2 separate regions of the Homo sapiens genome follow, and region 1 is linked to region 2. A link is a loop called in an ENCODE intact Hi-C map of the cell type or tissue named here. Cell type or tissue: mammary epithelial cell. All regions are shown on one strand. Each heading gives the region's core, and the rest is flanking DNA. Links, peaks and the distances in the headings are about the cores only. Region 1 overlaps ADGRG7 (adhesion G protein-coupled receptor G7). Region 2 overlaps ABI3BP (ABI family member 3 binding protein).

Region 1 (5,392 bases), core at 283-5,282, 150 kb after region 2:
CATAGTCGCGTGACAAGAACCCAGCTTTTAGCTGAACAAAGGAGAAAATCCTATAACACTGACAGCTTTTCCTTTTGTGCTCCTGGAGTTCTGAGCCACTGTGTAAAAAGCCCAGCCACCTCGCTGAAAAAAAAAAAAATTGCATGAAAGTCCTCTGAGACTGTATGGAGAGGGAGAAAGATGCAGCTGCCCCAGCATCCTAGGTGAACCTCCAGATGACTCTGGCCCAGCCGCCATCTGACTGCAAGACTCCAGCAAGACCAGTAGAAAAATTACCCAGCTGAACCCAGACAAGCCACAAAATCATTAGAAATAATATGTGTTTCTATCCACTGAGTTTTGGGGCAGTTTTTTTAATATAACATGAGGTAATAAGTTCTACTGTAGATTTGCAAGCTTATGTGAAGGCCATCTGTAGAAGAGGCCCTATATGGAGTTTTAAAATTTTTATAATAGAAAACTCTGCACATTAGTAGATGAACTCATGTTTAAATGTAGAGAAAAAGTCTCTTGAGTTTTAAAATGTAATTTATATTTAAAAGTCACTTATACATTTTAAAATAAGGCCAAATACAATTTTTTAATAATTTCCCATAACAGTGTAACAGCTTTAAAACAAAATTAGGTAATATTCAGCTTACTTTACGTTTAAAGAATGAAGCTTACATGAAGATTTAAATTAGGTAAAAATATTTTTAATTTGTTTCATGGCCTATTGTTACTGATGCTATTCTTTATAATTTAAGTAGACTAATGATTACTGCTTTTTTAAATGGTTTATACATAACAATATTTCACATATCTTTTCTGCAAGACTTTTCAGAACCTTATTTTCATCAAGAATCTCCCTTGGACTAATGTTTCAAGGACCACATTTTGGGAAATGCTTGCTGATTGTCAGATGGTCAAGATGTCCTGAACCACATTTTGAATGTAAATCATTCCGAAGGACTATCCCTTTATTGGAAGATATAATTTCTGGGTGTACAACCAAGTGCTCTTTAAAATTGCCTTTTTTTCCCTTCTCATGCTTACCTAATGTCTTTGCTCTAAAAGAGCAGCTGTTTCTCTTATTTTGTCTGCAGGCCGGCCTTGTTTACCAGCAATTTTCAGAAGGCAGTATGAGTGAATGTGTATGAGTGTGTGTGTGTGTATGTGTGTATATGGTGTGGTGTGTGTGTATGTATGGTGTGGTGTGTGTAGTTCATGTATATATTCTGTGCTAGCCCACATGTATATCTTCAGATTGGCAGAGAATGCAAGATTTCTCTTAATAAAGTTGATTTCAGAAGTAAAATGTGATATTCTTTTTTGTACATGTATTATTTTCCTTATTGCTTAAAGGCAGATATATCCTTATATCCCCTTAAAGGCATGTTACACTTTCATGTACACTATGGCAGACAGTTCCTCGCCAATAAAAGTTATAAAATCTCTACTCACTACCATCTAAAGCCTTCTGGATTTTTCAGACTGCAAGACCTCTTGGAATACCATTTCCCAGGTTTATTACTATGCCTAAAGTTCTAACCTTCAAATGCCTCTCTATTCTTAATAACTCATAATTTGATGAAGTCTATTTGCCCATTATGTATTCTTTATGTTTTTACGATGTTTCATCATGACCTCGCTTGATCTTTGGATTCCCACACTGAACAAAAAAGCTTTCATTCAAACAGAACTCAGTCCATCTGCTTGACATTTTAGTTGAGATTTCTGGACAATTCAAAATTTCATTAAATCTATTGAGAGGTTTAATGACCAGAACTGCAAAAAGTACTCAGAAGAATCTTTTTATATAAAAGTAAGATTAGAGTCTAGTTTTTATCTAATTTTATCAATTATAATCCACAGGAAGAAGAGGTGATTTTCAAATAGCCTGGCCCTTCTTATAGATTATTACTATATAGATGCTCCTCAACTTACAATGAGATTGCATCACAACAAACCCATCGAAAACTAAAAATATCATTTCACCTTACCATATTTTCAATTTACAATGGGTTTATTGGGACATAACCCTATCATAAATCAAGAAACATCCTGAATGCTATCACTTTTGCAACATCTTAAAGCTGAAAAATCGTAAGTTGAACCATGGTCAGTAGGGGACTGTTTGTATTCTGTGCATTATTATTATATGGGAACCTGTCCAAGAACAAAGAAAATTTTATAATTCAGGATTTTAAAATCAATAAAATTTTGTCTTTATTTTTGTTTTGTTTTTTCTCTCTTTAAAAAAAAAAATTTGTTTGAGATGTGATCTTGCTGTATTGCCCAGGCTTGTCTCAAACTCCTGGGCTCAAGCAATCCTCCTGCCTTGGCCTCCCAAAGTGCTGGAATTATAGGTGTGAGCCTCCATGCCTGGTGTTTATTTTTATTTTTGTTTCCTGATGAATTTTAGTGGTATCTTTGGTTGCATAATTGTGCTAGAAAACATATTGATGAAAGAGGAAAAAAATCTGATGACAAATGAAAAGAGTGAGGTTTTGGCAAAGAAACTAGTTATGCAGCAACTATGACTCATCCCTATGGGACCAAATAATTGTCAGTACAACTGTGGTGATGGTAGAAATACAAATAATGAGACAAATTTAAGAGGCATTTAATTTTACATGACAAACATGTAATTTTCCTTCAAGGCACTTACCACAATTTGTAATATTCAGTTGTGTAGATATTTTTATAATGTCTGCCTTTTCCCCCCAACAGTGTATATTTCATGAGAGATGGGAGATTATCTGTCTGTTCATAGTTTTGTATTCAGCTCCTTACAACATAAGCACTCACTATAAAACTTTTAAATGAATGGCAAGAGACTCATTTAATGTGAAAAGGGGAAGAAAAGGAATCGAAAACAATTCTGGCTCTTTGGAGAAATGGCTGGTTCAGGTATGAGGCAGAGAAAGTGAAAGATGATCATTTTGCTTTTGATTGAAATAAGGAAGTGACTAAAGACTGAGACGTGGCAAAACAACATGAAGGGGCTCCCTCTGGCTACACTGGGAAGTATGCTTTTTACAAAAGAGTATAGCAAACAAATATAGAAAGAGTGATAGCCTAGAAAAATCACCATTTTTCAACCACTTAATGTAATAATTTGTTCCAGTAAGGATGAGTAACAAGATCATTAAGTAAAAGATTTTTGGGAAACAGGATATCATGCAGCCTCAAAGTGGCACCCCACGAGTCATCTATTATTTACACAGGGAAAAAATGTGGAAATCTGGCAGACATCACTTTAAACGAGGAATCAAACTTACAGCCAACAATAATGGGACATACTGATACGCACTTCTTGTTGTGTCACACTAAAAAAAATTCCATGATTGCAGTATTCCCACCAAAAATAATTAACCTGCATCTCTTCATGAGGAAAATTTCAGACAAATCTTCATTGTGGAACATTTTTCAAAGTAACTGGCCTGGATGCTTGAAAAATTTCAATGTCATGAAAGACCAAACAAACATGAAATGTGAAGTTGACAGAGGAAACACACAGTAAACGGAGTAAATTAATAAATGAACAAGCTTCTAAAAGACCGCAGGCAGTTAAAAAAATGTAGCATGTGACAAAAAATAATGAATGGGATACAAAATTGGACCTCAAATGAAGGGGTCAAGGTGGAGAGAAGTATTTGTTTATAGGTCATTATTTAAAATTAGAATTTAATGTATGGGATTCAAAAACTTTCACCATTTGAAAACTATATTTTTGAAAAACGTTTCACCATTTGAAAGCTTGATATATTTTTTAAATTACTTTTTTAAAAAATTGCTGTTTGCAATGTCTCTTTCCTTAACAAATACAAATTGCTAGGCATGGTTCTATTCAACACTGAGGAATTATAGCATTAATGAGCTGCAGGACCACATAAATTTTACATGACAAACTTGTAAATAAGTGGCATATAATTTTCTTTCAAGGCACTTGCCACAATTTGTAATTACGTATTTATTTGTGTGTATTTCTTAGCCTTTCCAGGCCTAAATGTCCTCCTCTGTAAAATAAGTACCTCTCTGAGTTCTTGCCTAGTTCAAAGACACTACTCATGAGAATTCTCAGAGTAAATTATATCAAGATAGCAATTTCTCTTCTGAAAAGAGCCTGCTTCTGCTCTTACCTGGTGACAATCTGAAATATAACTGTGAGAGCCAGACCAGTAACAGACAGTGCACATCCAACGTTGGATAATATGTCAAGTGATTTGGGATATTGATAATCCTTTTTGAAAGTCTGAAAAACAAGGTAAGACTCATATTTTTAATTAGTCATCCCTGAAGTGTTAATGAAAGTCAACATCACAGAGTTACATGGGTCAAAATAACCAGACAGTTGCCAGATATATCTTCCTTTTGTAAAGCTCATGATATATTTAAAAGCGAAATACATTAACCCCTTATTGCTGAGCAGTTTACCTGAAGTATACAGGCTTGAGAATAATTATCTAACTAATTCAGTTAAGGAAAAATATACAGTCATGTCTTGGTATTTGCAGGGGGACTGGTTTCAGAACAACTTGCAGATGCCAAAAGCCATGGATACTCAAGTCCTGCAGTTGGTCCTGTGCAACCTGCTGATGTGGAAAGCTGACCTGCATATACCAGTTTTGCACTCTGAAAATACTGTTATTTTCCATCTACGTTTCCTCATGGATGCAGAACCTGCCAATGTGGAGGGCAGACTTTTTTATTGAAAACAATCCACATATTAAGTGGACCCATACTGTCCCATGTGGTTCACAAGTCAACTATTTATACTTTTCCTTGATGTCTAAAATCAAAATTGTTTGAATTAGATCTAAATTGTCAAAAGTTGCCTCACTTATTCATGACATTATTTTTATGTGTAACTGGACTCTAAGTATATCTAAATTGATGCACTAAAAATAAAGTTGCAGAAATATTTTCATAAATATGGAAAGATGCTCATACCCTGTTAATTTTTTAAAGGAAGCCTTATTTTTATGTAATATAGCTATATATCTCTCAACATGTTTGCGTGTGTATATATATATGAAAATATGTACCATATGAGTATGTAATCTTAGAAATCTGGTGAGGTAGTGGTGGTGGTCACAGGGTGGGTTGGATATGTATAGTTCATTTTGCTTATCTGTACTTTCTGATTTTTTTAAGTTGTTAAAATTAGAAAAGCAATGTATTCTTATTTGTAAAATATGAAAGGAATATAGAGGCATAATAAAGAAGCATATGTTCCTTTATACTGCCTGCTACCCCACACCATACCTACCTCTTGAGAGCCTGTCTTTTTTTCTTACATGCTTAAAAATACTATCTATGTCTCTTACACAAACATACAGGGGTTTGCTAACATAATAGCATTATGCTTGAATTGCCATTTTACTTTTTCATAAACATTTTTCCATAT
Region 2 (5,392 bases), core at 77-5,076:
CTGGACCACAGTGGATGAAGAAAATACATCTAAAAGGTGAGGAAGCCAAGGCAGATATATAGTTTTTTTATTAAAGGAATGAGAGCAAGAGAGAGGGATTGTTTGAAGGAGAAGCCATGTCAAGGAAATGATTTTTTTTAAAGATATTAGAGCATTCGAGCTGTTTTGTAGGTAGAGGGGAAGTAACATGGAGAAATGAAAACATGGACAAATAGAGAAAAATATAACAGAAATAATGGAAAGTAAAAGGCCTCAAATGAGATAGAAGGGAGGGTGGCCCAAGAGCACAGGGAAAGCCAGCAGGTAGCCTCCAACGGGGCTTCCTCTCAGACTCAGACTGGACCTAATGGTACAAGGTTAGAATAAAGGAATAGAGAGTATAGATTAAAGGAATAGAATATGGTATGTAGTCTATATGTCTTACTTTTTTAAGAGAATCAGTCTCTTTGTAGCCTATTGCCAGGGTAAACCTTATTGCAGACTTCATATTCTAATTTTATCAAAAGCAAACACATTAATTATTTTCTAACTCTATCAAAACATTCATGCACATTCATTTACGTTTATCTATGACAGACATTGTGCATTCCTACTTGTGTTGGCTTTTCTTTGGAGTGGCACACTTTATTCAAAAAGACAGATTGGTTAGTATAAATGGTATAAGTTGGTTAATATAATTAAATCTAAAATTATAATAATAGTAAATATTATTATAAAGAAATCAAAACTGCTTTCTCAGAAAATTGTCATCATTATTTTCATTGATGAGTTTCTCCCAGCATGAAAGATGTACGTTTTAGGGACCGTGCTCTTGTTCAATTTAACATACAGAGGAATGCCACATAGGAAAAAAAGAAAAAACAACTTGAATTTCTTGGAGCTGTAGTTGACCAAGTAGGAGAATGATTCATATTACTTTCCTGTAAATATTTCTATTTCTTTCCTTTCCACTGATTTCACCTGCTTAGGAAGTCTGCTATGACAGTTTATTAAATCATCACTTCACGGTTAAAAAGAAAAGTGCCAATTTTAGCAGCTGGAATCCACATTACCCCAGCCTAAATTCCTCAGTAAACTAGAGCAGCAGTGAATAATGTATTTACAGTATGGTGGATTTATTAGTACCACATCTCTTCTCAGCTTCTCCTTTCCTTAATCCCAGCTCCTTTTTGTTTGGTGTAGTACTGTAACTAATTAGAGTATTTATAAACTAAAGGCTGCTTTGAATGTTCATGGCCTTCACAGAGCTAAATCAAAGTGCCTTCTTCAGCCTCAAGATAAACATTTTGTTTCATTTACAGCTGGAAATTTCTCATATGTTACTATTTGAATCCCAAAAAAAACCACATGCAAAAGCAAAATGTTCACTATTGTGGTGGGCTTTCTCTACCTTATCAACCACTAATCTTTTTAAAGTTTCCTTTTTTCTTTAAGAAAACAATCCATATTTTCAAATTCCCTTGGATGTTACCTTTTAGCTCATAAAAGTTCTGAGTCAAGTTTCTGTTCAGTGTACCAGTTTTCACAATTGTAATTTCACTAATACTTAGCAGCCTAGTCTAAGAACAGATGTGGCATGCAAGTTAAACATGATTCCCAAAAACAATAAAAAGAGATTGTTCATTTTATATAACCTATTTCTCCACTAATGGTAAAGTGGTGCTTGGCCACCTCATAATAAAAAAAAAAAAAAAAAACAGTTTCTTCATCTTTCTTCTGAGGCAGAGTTCTAGCCTGAATCATAATTTTTTTTCCAGCATTATATAAGATGCAAGGAAATTACATTGCCTGACAAAAAGACACTGGTGTGTATGAAAGGTTTAGTGTGGTAGGAAAACCTTTCATTGAGAGAGTAGGCCTGGGTAGGTTTGTGGGGAAACTGAGTTGAAGTACTTTACACTATTTGTGGAATGAGATTTTGTTGCAGAAATCTGGTACTAACAAATAGACAAATCACCCTAATATTTTCCCCACTGAGAAATACGGTACCAAGTTTCCAATCTACTGTTTAATTTTGCTAAAATAGAACACAAACATTAAAAAATATACTGGATTTCAGGCACTGCATATACGAGTAGGCCTATTGTTCAGCTGACATTTTTGTCTTGTTTTCATATGCTTATGTCAAGCATGCTTGACACCTAATATACTGGAAGCCACATCACTAAAGAAGACAAAAATGGCAACAGCTATCATTTACTAAGTAACAAGCACTATCATTAACTTTACATGTGGTATCTTCTAATGACTAGCTGATTCCTTTTGCTTCATTTTCTCCCCCCAGCAACGGTAAGTGCCATTTAGAATAAGACTGTGTTATCTTCTTACATATTCAAGATTTTTCCATTTCTTATTGTTTCCCCCAATTTGTAGCCACTTTTGTACTTTATCTAAGATACATATTTTTTGTTGCTGTTAGTGGACTTTAAGCATGAATATCAAACAGCAGCTAACCACTTTGTGCAAAAACTGACTTTCTATTTTGAAAGCCACTTGAGGGAGCTCTACCTCATTGTTTAATTATGTTAGCTATCTCCTCCTCTTCCTCAAGGAAGACTTCAAAATGAACTGTGACTGACTTCGTTTCTGTTTCACTGCCACCAGAACCTTCCCTGCACGGTAACATTTTTCCATTTTGAAGAAAACAGGCATCTTCTCAACTTTGGTCATTAACCATTGTAAAAATACTTTTGCTTCATTCATGCTTTCTGGGATTTTTATATCTGTGGGTTAAGCTCACTCCAGTTGGGTTATTTAGAGTATGCAGTGTTTTATAATCTTTTTCTTTCAGCTCCAAAAGATGTGCTCCTTCCTCATAAACCATACCCTGAGGTCTCTCAGAGCGAACCTGGTAAATTAATTATTTCATCCTTCTGGCTAAGAAGTATATTTTTCAAAAAAAAAAATTCTTGAAGTAAATATATTTTTAATGGTTGTGATATGGAAGAAATTTAGAGAAAAAATATGGGTATAAAATGCATATTTCTTGTGGGTAAATTGAATCATCTGGTTGAAATATTTTTCCTTGGTGAAGTGAGGGAATAGTATATAGGTTCATTGAGTAGATCACGCTAAAATTATAAATATCATTGTTAACTAAGCCAACGCTTATATCCTTTCAAAATGTAAATGTAGCTACATTACAACTATGGATGTACTTTTAAGTAAAAAAAAGTGGGTGCCTACTCGAAATTTTCCCCAAAGTGACAGTGAATGAGAACTTCAAAGTTTTAGTTAAACTAAGTTCTCTGATTGGCATCTAATGTGAAGAATTTTCTCTTATTTATTACAATTCTTAGAGAACATTTAAATTATTAAATCAATGCATCTAAAAAATAAGGAAACTATTTTGACTTTGCCAGGTAGTAATTCTCATAAATATGTTCCTTTGGCTTGCTTTTGGCATAGTTCTGCAGCCTGTTACCTTTAGATTTGAGCCACCAAAGACAACAATAGGTAATGGTTTTCCCATATTGACCAACTCTGTTTTCTTTGCTACCATCAAGATTGCAGGCCTTTCTCAAATGATCCTGTTGAAACATCATTTCTTCTCAATCCATTCATCATTTCATTCTCATTATTATTACTCTTTCCAAAACAGAAAAGCAATTATTTCAGTGTTGTAATGGGTTTGCTTTGAAGACCACCTTAAGACATTACTGAATACATCTTCATTTACTTCATCTATCTCCATGTTTCAAAATGAGTCCAGTATGTTTACTAATGGTGCCCATTTAACAATTTCCATTGGTTTAGTGGTTCTCAGCTGTAATGTAACATACTAGTATGTGGTAAGTTTGAAAGATACTGCAAGTAATTATCAATATTGGTCAAAATACTGAAAATTCCCAGTGATTTGTTACTTGAGTCTACTCAAGCAGACTCAAGGAGATGATACCAACAATGATGATATTCTCACTCATTTGGTAATCATGCATGCTCTCTTGAACGGGGGAGAGAGGGACAGAGCTACAGCCAATAGTCCAGGACTGTGTCTAACCCACACCCCATCTCAACCAGCCATTCTGATGGATTGGTTCAAGAACAGAATGTCATGTAGTATGTGTCCTGGTGGAAAAACAGTTGAGAACCATTTTTCTAATATTCCGCAGTCATTTTTCTGAAAGTCGTGTGCACACTTAACTTTCTTCTTTCCTTTTTCTACTTCAAATGAAGGAATTTCATGTAATACCAATCTGGTCTGGTGCTGGCTTTGAATCTAAAAATTTACAACCTTGGTCCTTTTCTTTTTGCAGCTCCTCTAGAGACACGAGGCATCCCTTTTATACCCATGATTTCCCCAAGTCCTAGTCAAGAGGAACTACAGACCACTCTGGGTAAATTTCGTTTTAATATTTGTTCAAAGAGAGCTTGCCTTTTAGGAATTTCCCTTAAAGTAACCATAATACATTATGTTCACAGATTTTTTCTAAATAATAGGTTATTTAAAAATCCATTTCACTCAATACTTTTACATTAACTGTGTATTTGTCCTAATATTTATGCTGATTTTCAATATAAAATGAGAATGTTTTAACACATCTAAGATGTGTTAAATTGGCTCTGGTGATTAAGTGTGATTTAGAATACTTAAGAATTTTAAGTATTCTAAAAAGAAAAATGTTCCTAAATCAATGCTGTTCTTTTTTGTTGCTTTTTCTGTATTTTAAACTGCATTTGGGAAGAAAAATTACTTATCTAGTATTTATTAAGCCTTTACTGGGTGCACTGTTAGGTGATGCAGTTCTAACAAGAAACTTTTAAAGAGGAGTCCTTACACTAGAGGGCTCACCCTCTAATATGAAGACAGGACTTGGTTATAATACTGCAGCCTCTGTGCCACCCAATACACTACATGCCTTTTTAAAATGTAAACCATGTAACTCTGTGAAGTAAGTTCTATTACTTGTTCCATTTTACAGATTAGAAAATTGAGGCGTAGAGGGTTTAAAAGTTTGGCCAAGGTGAAACAGCTGGTGTCAGAGCCAGGATTAGAATCTACACACTCAGCCGACAGGGTGCCTAGGATTAACATCAATGTTATACTAATTACAATGAGTGTGATAGAGAAAAGAGCAACATGTTGAACAAACAAACTACCTGGAGAAATAAGGAAAGGCCTCTCAGATTAGGGTCATTTACACTGGGTCTTCAAGTTGGAATGAAAGTTGACCAGTCAAAGATGCAAATGGTTCTTTGAAGTTACGGACAGATGGGAAAGAGGCACAGGGCAAGGAATGACAGTTAGACTAAACTGATAAGCAGGTAGTTGCCTGGAGAAACAAGGATGGGTAAGTTGGAAAGGTCCACTGGGATGAGCTGAACATGCTTTCAAGGAGTTCAACACAAATGTGCTGTGTGGGAAACTCCAGTTTGCCTGCCTCTTGGTTGA

The links. Peaks named below come from ENCODE experiments on the same cell type or tissue, not always from the same donor. Only the 100,000 strongest peaks of a DNase experiment are listed, where the experiment ranks them.
Region 1: a loop joins it to region 2, with 5 times the contacts of the local background. A loop is called at or near these places in 4 of 110 quality-filtered maps.

What each region holds. Positions count from the first base shown.
Region 1 is chr3:100,648,540-100,653,931 of GRCh38, reverse strand. It overlaps ADGRG7 (adhesion G protein-coupled receptor G7), which reads right to left. Exons shown (of 16, transcript NM_032787.3): 11 at 4,125-4,237. Among named protein-coding and RNA genes, the nearest start is that of ADGRG7, 42 kb to the right of the region's middle. RefSeq lists an enhancer at 2,897-2,946. In mammary epithelial cell, for the core only: a CTCF peak has its summit at 2,985; a DNase peak (open chromatin) is centred at 2,501; H3K27ac peaks cover 341 bases.
Region 2 is chr3:100,793,868-100,799,259 of GRCh38, reverse strand. ABI3BP (ABI family member 3 binding protein) reads left to right here. Exons shown (of 68, transcript NM_001375547.2): 52 at 2,792-2,851; 53 at 3,409-3,456; 54 at 4,257-4,337. It overlaps LOC124906260 (a long non-coding RNA gene), which reads right to left. Exons shown (of 2, transcript XR_007095986.1): 2 at 1-5,392. Among named protein-coding and RNA genes, the nearest start is that of TFG, 87 kb to the right of the region's middle. RefSeq lists a silencer at 861-1,155 and an enhancer at 2,964-3,133. In mammary epithelial cell, for the core only: a CTCF peak has its summit at 2,495 (motif pointing right); no DNase peak of the experiment used is centred there.